Regions from separate parts of the Homo sapiens genome. Here all the other regions are linked to region 3. Evidence: chromatin contacts called from ENCODE Hi-C or POLR2A ChIA-PET data. All regions are on one chromosome and are shown on one strand. Each heading gives the region's core, a stretch centred on a gene start or an enhancer-like site at or near the end of the contact. The rest is flanking DNA. Distances are from core to core; before and after follow the strand shown. Region 1 holds the start of MIOS (meiosis regulator for oocyte development). Region 2 holds the start of GLCCI1-DT (GLCCI1 divergent transcript). Region 3 holds the start of DAGLB (diacylglycerol lipase beta).

Region 1 (3,121 bases), core at 121-2,620, 1.1 Mb before region 3:
GTTAGTATTACTACCATTCCCTTAATCAGCCCTGAAAGTTAATGTTTTTTCCAAATTTTGGAGACATTAAAAAATTAGGTGTAGAAGGGGTGCGGTCTGCAATAATTACAGCTTGTATTTATATCCTCACCTTTCAAGTTTAACAAGTCTCACTTCCCATCAGTGATTTCTCAGCAAAGGAAAGCCATGCTGATTCTGTGTTCATTCACCAGAATATTTGCAACAGCACTGTCCAAAAGAAATACAGTGTGAGCCATATGATTTAAAAATTTCTAGTAGCCACATTTAAAAAGTAAAATTAGGTGGAATGAAATTTAAAAACACATTTTATTTAGCCAACATATCAACAGCATTATCCTTTCAATATGTAATCAATGCAAAAATTATTGAGGATTTTTACGTTTTTTTGGCACCAACTCTGGGAAATCCGATGTGTATTTTACACTTATAGCACATCTCAATCCCATGTGGCTACTGGACAGTGAAGTCCAACACATTAAAATACTACTCAGTGTACAAAGGATCCAACCACATGCTTTTTGATGTTGTCTTTTACTTTTCTTACCGTGGCAAATTACGAGAGCGGTTTCAAGAAATTTCCACCATCAGCATCTTCGAGGAGATGCACTGCACATATCCAAATTTCCCTTAAAATATACAAAAGGCCTGCAGTCATTTGCTAACCTATTCAGCAAAGTCCACAACATGTGTGAGGTTTCATTCATCCTCTTAATTTTCATTACTCATATGAGAAGAGAACAGAGCTCACCGGGAGACAGGCCGTTTAAGAAGTATAGTATTTAAGAGGGTACAACGGGAACAGGGCACGTTGCTATTCTAGGTAAAGCAGGAATCTGAGTCCGACTCTCCCGCTCCAGGCACCTGGCTGAGCCTCCCGGGAAAGGCTGGGACGCCGCTCCCCACAAGCCCGCCGCGGCGAAGGCTGTAGCGTGTTCCCTGCGCCCCGAGGAGGTCTCCGCAGGTCCCACGGCCGCCCGCAGCCCCCGGTGGCTCCCGCTGAGGCCCGGCCAGGCGGCCGGCCGCCCGGCGCGATTACCCTACAGCGCGGAACGCGCTCCCCGCCGAGACGCCCGGGCCTTTCAACTAGGCTATCTCCGGCCCCTCGCTGCGGCCGCGGCGCTCCCGAGAGTCGAGACGCGAACCGGGTCGCGCTCACTGACCTGAGGTGGCAGCGCGGCCGCCGCACAGCCGCTTCCGGCCGGGACACCGCCCCGCCCGCCGCAGGAGCCCGGACGCGGGCAAGATGGCGGCCGCGGCCGTGCGGCCCGTGACCTGGACCACTGGGCTGGGACCCACGACCCCACCACCACGCCTGGAGGACGCGCAGCGGCGCCTCGGCCTTGGAAGGGGAGTTTCCCAGCGCGAGCCCCGCCCTTCCCCGCCCGGGAGGCGCCTCGGGGCGGGGTCACTGGCCGGGAGGCCCCGCCTTCCGCCCGAAAGCGCCGGTGCACCCCGCAGGCCCTGCCCGTGGGTCCACAGGCCGGATCCCCGGGTTCCTAGGCTGGGACTGCTTCTCAGAACCACTCTGTCGTTTTTAAGCAGGGTCACACACTCTAGCTCACTGGGTCCATTTTAATTTCTATTAAACATTTTTTTTTTTTTGCAAATGATGTAGTAGGAGATCCAAGGTGTTTGGTTAATGATTTATTCACTCATTAGTCATTCCACAAACTTGTCTTGAGCACCTGTTATGTACCCAGCACTGTGCTGGAATGCTGAGGAGACAGGAGTGAAGTAAAAAGACATGGTTCCGGCAGGAAACAGGCAAGGAGAGCCTTGACTTGGTAGGGCTAACACAGTGCTACACAGGAGGGACGCCCGCTCGGTGTCGGGGGTCAGCAAAGCTTCCTTAAGGACCACTAGGTTGAGACAAGAAGGATGAGTATGGGATTAGCCAGGAAAGGGAAAAGGGCAGTGGGAACTGGAAGAGAAGAGCCTTCTAGGACTGGGAAAGAGCAAGTGCCGGGTCAGGAGAGAGGACATAGCAGTGAGGAGGCAGTAGGTATGGATGAATGAGCAGAGGAAGTGGGGAGAGATTAAGGTGCTTTCAGAAACGGGTTGGAAACCAGTTTAGTGAGTTTGGATGGCATTTACCTAAAGGCAATGTTAGAGTCATCGAAAGTTTTTAATCAGGCAAGTGGTATGATCAGTTTTTTGTTTTGTTTTGTTTTTTTTGAGACGGAGTCTGGCTATATCGCCAGGCTGGAATGCAATGGCGCGATCTCTCCTCACTGCAACCTCCGCCTCCCGGGTTCAAGCGATTCTCCTGCCTCAGCACCTCGAGTAGCTGGGACTACAGGCGCGCGCCACCACGCCCAGGTAATTTTTTGTATTTTTAGGAGAGATGGGGTTTCACCATGTTGGCGAGGGTGGTCTCATTTCTTGACCTCGTGATGCGCCCACCTCGGTCTCCCAAAGTGCTGGGATTACAGGCATGAGCCACTGTGCCCGGCCAGTATGATCAGTTTTTGCGCAGAGAGCTGGAGGGATAGAGTATCAGAATGAGGGATGATAGAAACGCAGGTTACCAGTGGCACGGAGAGTGGGCATGGAGAGAAGTGGGGGCCCTGGGGAATACTTAGAAGGCGGGATGAACAGAGCTTGGTGACTGACCAAGTGAATGACGGTGAAAGAGGATTCCAAGTTTTTTGTTCCCAAAACTGAGTGAATGGTGCTGCCTCAGGTGTCACGAGTCTGACCTCGAGGCAGTCTTCAGATGTCTGACAGTCTTTGCTTGTCTGTTCATGATTAAAAGTGGGTGGTCTTGGGCTTGTGGTGGTGATGGCTGTAAACAGCATAATGAGCTTAGTCCTGATGATCTTGGTGGCAGATGGTTTTGATAAGATGATGAGTTTGGGGAAAGTATTGCCTTTCCAATCCTGCCATTAGAAGAATGTAGGCTGAAGAAAGTGCTGTATTACTGAGAGGAGACATGACAGTATTCATCACTTCAAACACTATCTTGCCAATCTTCTCAGTGGTTTTGACCCTGGCCTCAAACCCCCACACAAAACCTCAGATCAATACAAATCTCTTCCTTATCCACTCCTACTATACATAGTTGAGGACAACTTTTCTGCTTGCACTCAGGAGATGACAC
Region 2 (3,217 bases), core at 552-3,051, 1.5 Mb before region 3:
AAGGAAAAAAACGAACACGTTCCACAAATAAGTTTTCAGAAATTTACCATGAAAATCTCCGGTAGAGCACAAACTGTTTCCAGTGCAGGAGTGCTCTGATGCATGAATATATAAAGGGGAGGGGGAGAAAGAGAGGGAGAGAGAGAGGCGGGGTGGCGGGGGGCTGGGGGAGAGGGAGAGAGGGAGGACTGAGGGAAAAAACCGTATACACTTCAATTGTACATTCAAAACTGTCCCCTCTAGCAGATATCATTACATCCAGCCGATATCCTTACATCGAAACTAATGCCACCAACCCTCTAAAAAATAAAATACTATCCCGGTAGTTACAGGCACGTTAGGAACTTTGCAGAAAAGCACAAAGAGACGGTAGAGATTACAACCGCCACCTTATCCGCTGCTGAAGAGTTTGTGTGCGTGTTAAGTGTTTCGCCCAGCTTCTCCTTCCCCGGCTACAAACGGCAAACACACGAATGAGCTAGCCAGCTCTTAAACTGAAAAACCTCTCGAAGCAGGCGAGTGATGGAAGAGAGACTCTGAGGGGCGGCATGAGGGTCAAATAAAAGTCGCTTTTCAGTTCGCTCCTCCAAGCCCCACAGCGACCGCAGGGGGGTGAGATTCCCAAAGCCACTTTCACACCTTCGATAATGCACTAGCAAAGAGAAGCCCGAAGAGGCTGAAGTTTCCACGGAGGGCACCGTCGGGGAGACGCAGCCCGGGAGGACGGGAGGGTTGGGCTCGCTACCTCTGCACACGGGCGAGCCGGGGCTCCGTCTCTCAGGTGAGCTGCTCCTCCGGTGGCTCTCTGGGGACCGTCTCGGGCGGCCCTTGGCCCGCGGCGCCTGCTCGGCCGGGGCTGCGGCCGCCGGCGGCGTCGGGCTGGACGGGCTGGGGCCGCGGGCCGCGCCGGGCCCCGGGAGGCTGCCCAGCGAGGCGGCGGCAGCGGCGACGGGCGGACGCGTGGGACTGTGCTGGCTGCCCCGCAAGAGCTGGTAGGGCACCGTGGCGCGGATGGGCTGCAGCAGCCGGCCGGCTCCCGCAGCCGGGGCGCAGCCCACGCCGCCGCCGCCGCCCGCACCGTTCCCGCTCCCGGCGGCGGCGACGGCGGGCGGGGACCCCGCGGCGCTGCGCCTCATCCTCTGCGACGGGGGATGAGGGGTCTGAGAGGAACTGGAGGAGGAGGAGGAGGAGGCAGTGGACATGGTGGCTCTGCGGGCCCTGGACGCCGCCGGCCGACACGGAGGCGCGGGGCGGGAGGCGCGCGAGCGTGTGGGAGCCGGCGCGATAGTGCGTGCGAGTGTGTAAGGGGGAGGGGCGGGGGTATCGCTGTGGGGGAGGAGTCTCGGGGCTCCCCCTCCCCAACGCACACCCCCGCCGCCTCGGCGAGGGGGGAGGGGAAGGCTGCGAAAACAAACGTCCAACGGCCGCAACCGCCCGGCTGGGCTCGGTGTGGCGGTCACGGCCGGGGCCGCAAGGAGCCCGGAGCCGCCGCCGCCACCGCTCCAGGCATCGTGCTGACAGGGCAACGGCCCGGATCACGCAGCCCCGAGGGCCGCTCGCAGCCTTCTCCTCAGCCCTCGCAGGGCTGCACGCACGGGAGAACCCGGCAGCTGCAAGGAGGGCCGGGACCCCTGCTTCTGGGGACCAGGGTAGAGAGAAAGGGCCTCGAGGTGCTGGCGCTCCTCGGAGTCCGCGCCACCGCAAACGCCGCCGCCGCCGCCGCCGCTTCTACCCACTCCTCACTCCGAATGGCAACTAATTCGCCCCAGCCGCACCCCGCCCCCGGCACCGCCTCCCAGCGCCCAGGACCCGGCAGCTGCCGCAGCGAGCATTTCCATTGGCTTAGGCGCTCCCCACTAGAACTCGAGTGATTGGTTCTGGAATAGGAGTGAGAGAAGCAGTGTCCAATGACAATGGTGCCTCCTACTTTGAAGGCGGGGCGTGAGGGGTGGCAGCGTGAGGTGGGGGCTGTGCGCGCAGGGAGGAGCGTAAAAGTTGACAGCCTTGAGGTAAGTGCGAGACTAGGAAAGTGGGACTGTGTGTGTCCTGCGCGTGTCCCGACACCCCCAGACACGCAAACGCCCCGCTAGGCAGGTTGCAGGGGCTCCACCCTCCTGGGCCGTCTGTATGACTTGAGACACAGGACACATGAGGCAAACTTTAATTTGCAAGTACACCTGCATCCGGTGGGATGTTTTAGTTAGAACCAGAAGACTGGATCTCTTTTAGTAAGCTGAGTTTTCGTGACCAGTAGCCTTATTAATCAAAAGAACTTCTGGTGATCAGGAGAAATGTCTGGAACCTGCACTGAACAAAGTAAAATACTCTTACAGCCTAACATTTGTAGTTATGCAGTGAAAAGAGATTATCAAGTTCTATGTTCCAAGACAATAACACTGAATAGCAGGGGTCAACAAGGAATTTTATGTCATTACACCATCAGTTAGATATATTAATGAAGGGCGCCCCTGGCTTTTCCGAAGCAGATAGCTTCTTGGGAGGAATAAATACCAGATGTAATGTAATAATCCATTGTGGTAAATTTGTTTTTTATTCTGTAATGAAACTGAAAGCGTACAAAGATTTTGGATGACTATCAAAAACATAAATTTACCCCACAGTAAACCAAGGTTTTAAACCTTAATCGGGAGCAATTAATGTAAGGATCTTCATCAGATAACTTTCATTAATTTTCAAGAGGTTAAAAGAGAAGCACAATGTCAAATTGGTCTGCTCGTGGTGTCTGCCCACACTGACAAGCTTCCTCTGATTTCAGGCACTATATGCAGGGGTCACTTTCACGTACAGGAGCCATCCTTCTTTTCTTCCTTGTGTGTTCAGACGAGAAAGCATACTAGGTTCAGTAAAAAAATTGATGAAACTCAATAAAAATACAAAAATTTCATGCAGTACTTCATCCAAGTAAAACTAGTGATAGTTCCTCAGTTTACCACATATTATAATAAGAGCTAACATTTATTCACCATGTGCCAGCCGCTATTCTAAGAACATTATGTGTGTTAATTCATTCAGTCCTCATATAATCCACAAGGTAGATACTATTATTATCCTTACTGTGGTCTCAGTTGTGGCATAAATAAGCTGTCTTGCCTGAGATCACATAGTTAGTATATGGGGAGCTAAAAATTTCACCCAGACAGACTGGCTCAAGAGTCTGAGGAAGCACTCTGCTATAGTACCTGGCAGCTCAAAGCTG
Region 3 (3,230 bases), core at 430-2,929:
CCACACTTGGCTAACTTTTTTTTTAAATTTTAGTAGAGACGAGGTTTCACCATGTTGGCTAAGATGGTCTCGATCTCCTCCTGACCTCGTGATTCGCCCACCTTAGCCTCCCAAAGTGTTGGGATTACAGGCGTGAGGCACCGCGCCTGGCCTGCAATGTAATTTTATGCACAAAGTGCAGCCTTGCAAAGTCCCAGGCAGGGTGCAGGCTTTATCTGAAGGTTCACAAAGTCACCCTGGCTGCTGAAGAGGGCACAGCAGAATGAGAAAGCACAGTGGGGTGATGAGCCCAGGCAGGAGATGAAGGTGGCTCAGACCAGGGTGGGGCAGTGGGGGTACTGAAAAGCGCTCAGACTCCACCCCGCCAGCTGCAGGGTGGTTTCAGACCCTGAACTCGAGGGGTTCCTAACACGGGCTCCTTACAGCAAGGGGCACAGATGGAAGCAATGTTGTCCCATGCTTGCAAGTCTCACAGAACGGGATATGAGTCCCACACCTGCCATTGACAGCCTGGGTCTCTAGGCTAGCTAATTCCTCCAGGCCTGAAGCGTCCCTCCTTATAAAATGAAAATTTCGGTCAGGTGTAGTGGCTCACGCCTGTAATACCAGCACTTTGGGAGGCTGCGGCGGGAGGATGGTTTGAGGCCAGGAGTTCAAGACCGGCCTGGGCAACAGAGTGAGACTCCGGTCTCTACAAAAAATAGGAAAATTTATGGAGAAACCCCATCTCTACTAAAAATACAAAATTAGCTGGGCATGGTGACACATGCCTGTAATCCCAGCTACTCAGGAGGCTGAGGCAGGAGAATCGCTTGAACCCAGGAGATGGAGGTTGTGGTGAACCAAGATCGCGCCATTGCACTCCAGCCTGGGGCAACAAGAGCAAAACTATGTCTCTAAATAAATAAATAAATAAATAAATAAATAAATAAAAATAAATTAGCCGGGAGTGTGGCACGTGCCTTTGGTCTCAGCTACTCAGGAGGTTGAGGTGGGAGAGTCGCTGGAATCCAGGAATTCAAGGCGGCATTCAGGAGTTCAAGGCTGCAGTGAGTCATGATTGCGCCACTGCACTCCACCCTGAACGACAGAGCCATACGCTGCCTTAAACAAACAGACAAACAGGGCCGGGCGCAGTGGTTCACGCCTGTAATCCTAGCACTTTGAGAGGCCCAGGCGGGCGGATCACTTGAGGTCAGGGGTTCGAGACCAGCCTGGCCAACATGGTGAAACTTCGTCTCTACTAAAAATACAAAAATTAGCCGTGGTGGCGCGCTCCTGTAATCACAGCTACACCGGAGCCTGAGACAGGTGAATCGCTTGAGCCCGGGAGGCGGAGGATGCAGTGAGCCGAGATCACACCCACTGCACTCCAGCCTGGGAACAGAGCGAGACTCCGTCACCAAAAAAAAAAAAAAAAAAAAAAAAAAAAAAAAAAAAAAAAGGAAAAGGAAATATCACCAGAACGGATATCACTGCACTCTTCACGAAAAAGAAAAAGAAAATACCAGAACGGATTTCACCGACCGGCAGACCTGCAATCGACTCAGCCAGCGCCTTCCGGATCAGCGTTTCTGCGCAGGCGCAGACAGCTCCGGCGGAAGAGGCGGTGTAGGGCTCAGTGCGCTTGCGCCGATCTCGGCCTCAGCGTGAGCATGCGCAGGTCCCCGCCCTCGCTGCGTTTGCGCTTGAGCGCCGATAATTTGGTGGCGGCGTCCGGAGGGTGCTGGTTTGTTCTCGGTGAACGGCGCGCGGGGTCTCTCCTGAGTGCGAGCTACGGGACCTTCGCCATGCCGGGGATGGTACTCTTCGGCCGGCGCTGGGCCATCGCCAGCGACGACTTGGTCTTCCCAGGGTTCTTCGAGCTGGTCGTGCGAGTGCTGTGGTAAGGACGGCGGCTACGGGGGCGGTGGAGCCCACCGGAGAGGGAGCGGGGGGCGAGCTGTCCCTTGAGACGGTGACAGAAGTGGCTTCCCAAGCACTGTCGCGGTCCCAGCGCTGGCCACGCATCCTCTTATCGAGTTCTCACCACTGCCCGAAGAGGTGGGCAGTGGTGCTGTGTCCATTTGACGGATGACAAACCGAAGCCCCCAGAGTGTGTGGGCTGACCCCGGGGGACAAACAGGGGGTTTCGAAGTCCGCGCAGCAGGACGCGAGCACCCCTTTGTGTGCAGCGCCGAGACCTGGCCCTGGGGTGCCACGAGGGTGTTACCGCCGGCAAAAGCCTTGGCCTCGAGTTCTCCTTTCTTGAGGCGGGAGCAGCCACTTGTGCCCTTCCTTCCCTTTGTACGGGGCACTTGAATCTGCAACACGAAGGATAGGAAAAAATACCGAGCCGGTTGTGGCTGCATTTCGTGAGAAGCAGACAGGCTCAACATACAACGCTGTTGTCTTTCAAAGTGTGGAATCAGTGGGAAGTGGCATTGGTACCTGAAGTCTGTTCCCAGAGGATCTGTGCAGGGAATGAATCATTGTTATGCAAAAGTAGATTCTTGGCTGGGCGCCATGGCTCACGCCTGTTATCTCAGCACATTGAGAGGCTGAGACGGGAGGATTGCTTGAGGGCAGGAGTTTGAGACCAACCTGGGCAACATAGTGAGACCCCTTTTCTTTTTATTTTTTTGAGACAGGGTCTCACTCTGCTACCCAGGCGGGAGTGCAGTGGTGCGATCACCACTCACTGCAGCCTCAACCTCCTGGGCTCAAGCGATCTTCCCACTTCACTCTTCCAAGTAGCTGGGACCACAGACTCGTGCCACCACGCCCAGCTAACTTTTTCTATTTTTTGTAGAGATGGAGTCTCACCGTGTTGCCCAGGCTAGTGTCCAACTCTTGTGCTCAAGTGATCCTCCTGCCTTGGCCTCCCAAAGTGCTAGGATTACAGACGTGAGCCGCCGTGCCGGGCCTAGATCTTTTATTGTTGGCAATTATATTCCAGGCCAGGTGCAGTGATTCATGCCTGTAATCCCAGCACTTTGGGAGGCCAAGGCAGGAAGATCACTTGAAGCCAGGAGTTCAAGACCAGTCTGGGCAACATAGCAAGACCCTGTCTCTACAAAAAGAAAATTATATTCCAAAGTGAACCTTGCCTTGTTTTGGAAAATATTAACTCCTTTTATTTCTTTTTTTTTTTTTTTTTTTTTTTTTTTTTTTTTGAGACGGAGTCTCATATCGTTGCCCAGGCTGGAGTGCAGTGACACGATCTCGGCTCACTGCCACCTCCACGTCCC

Evidence for each region. Hi-C counts contacts between places; a loop is a spot of excess contacts on that map. ChIA-PET counts read pairs that join two places held with the same protein, here RNA polymerase II (POLR2A). Pooled maps may share reads with other maps.
Region 1: a map of gastrocnemius medialis shows a loop between it and region 3 (5-fold over the local background). The contact joins the promoter of MIOS here to the promoter of DAGLB in region 3. A Hi-C loop is called at or near these places in 1 of 168 maps with a recorded cell type or tissue (gastrocnemius medialis) and 8 of 50 pooled maps. POLR2A ChIA-PET finds 5 or more read pairs at or near these places in 1 of 52 experiments (activated B cell).
Region 2: a pooled map shows a loop between it and region 3 (4-fold over the local background). The contact joins the promoter of GLCCI1-DT here to the promoter of DAGLB in region 3. A Hi-C loop is called at or near these places in 5 of 50 pooled maps. POLR2A ChIA-PET finds 5 or more read pairs at or near these places in 3 of 52 experiments (B cell, T-cell and activated B cell).

The regions. Positions count from the first base shown.
Region 1 is chr7:7,565,133-7,568,253 of GRCh38, reverse strand. MIOS (meiosis regulator for oocyte development) reads right to left here and starts at 1,370. Exons shown (of 13, transcript NM_019005.4): 1 at 1,182-1,370; 2 at 566-647; 3 at 131-228. MIOS-DT (MIOS divergent transcript) reads left to right here and starts at 2,189. Exons shown (of 5, transcript NR_110084.1): 1 at 2,189-2,340. RefSeq lists an enhancer at 580-649 and a silencer at 900-1,549.
Region 2 is chr7:7,967,336-7,970,552 of GRCh38, reverse strand. GLCCI1-DT (GLCCI1 divergent transcript) reads left to right here and starts at 1,801. Exons shown (of 5, transcript NR_110018.1): 1 at 1,801-2,009. It overlaps GLCCI1 (glucocorticoid induced 1), which reads right to left and starts at 1,757. Exons shown (of 8, transcript NM_138426.4): 1 at 746-1,757. The coding sequence starts at 1,202. RefSeq lists an enhancer at 295-384 and silencers at 865-944, 1,035-1,094, 1,175-1,574, 1,785-1,934.
Region 3 is chr7:6,446,403-6,449,632 of GRCh38, reverse strand. DAGLB (diacylglycerol lipase beta) reads left to right here and starts at 1,679. Exons shown (of 15, transcript NM_139179.4): 1 at 1,679-1,885. The coding sequence starts at 1,791. RefSeq lists an enhancer at 1,422-1,471.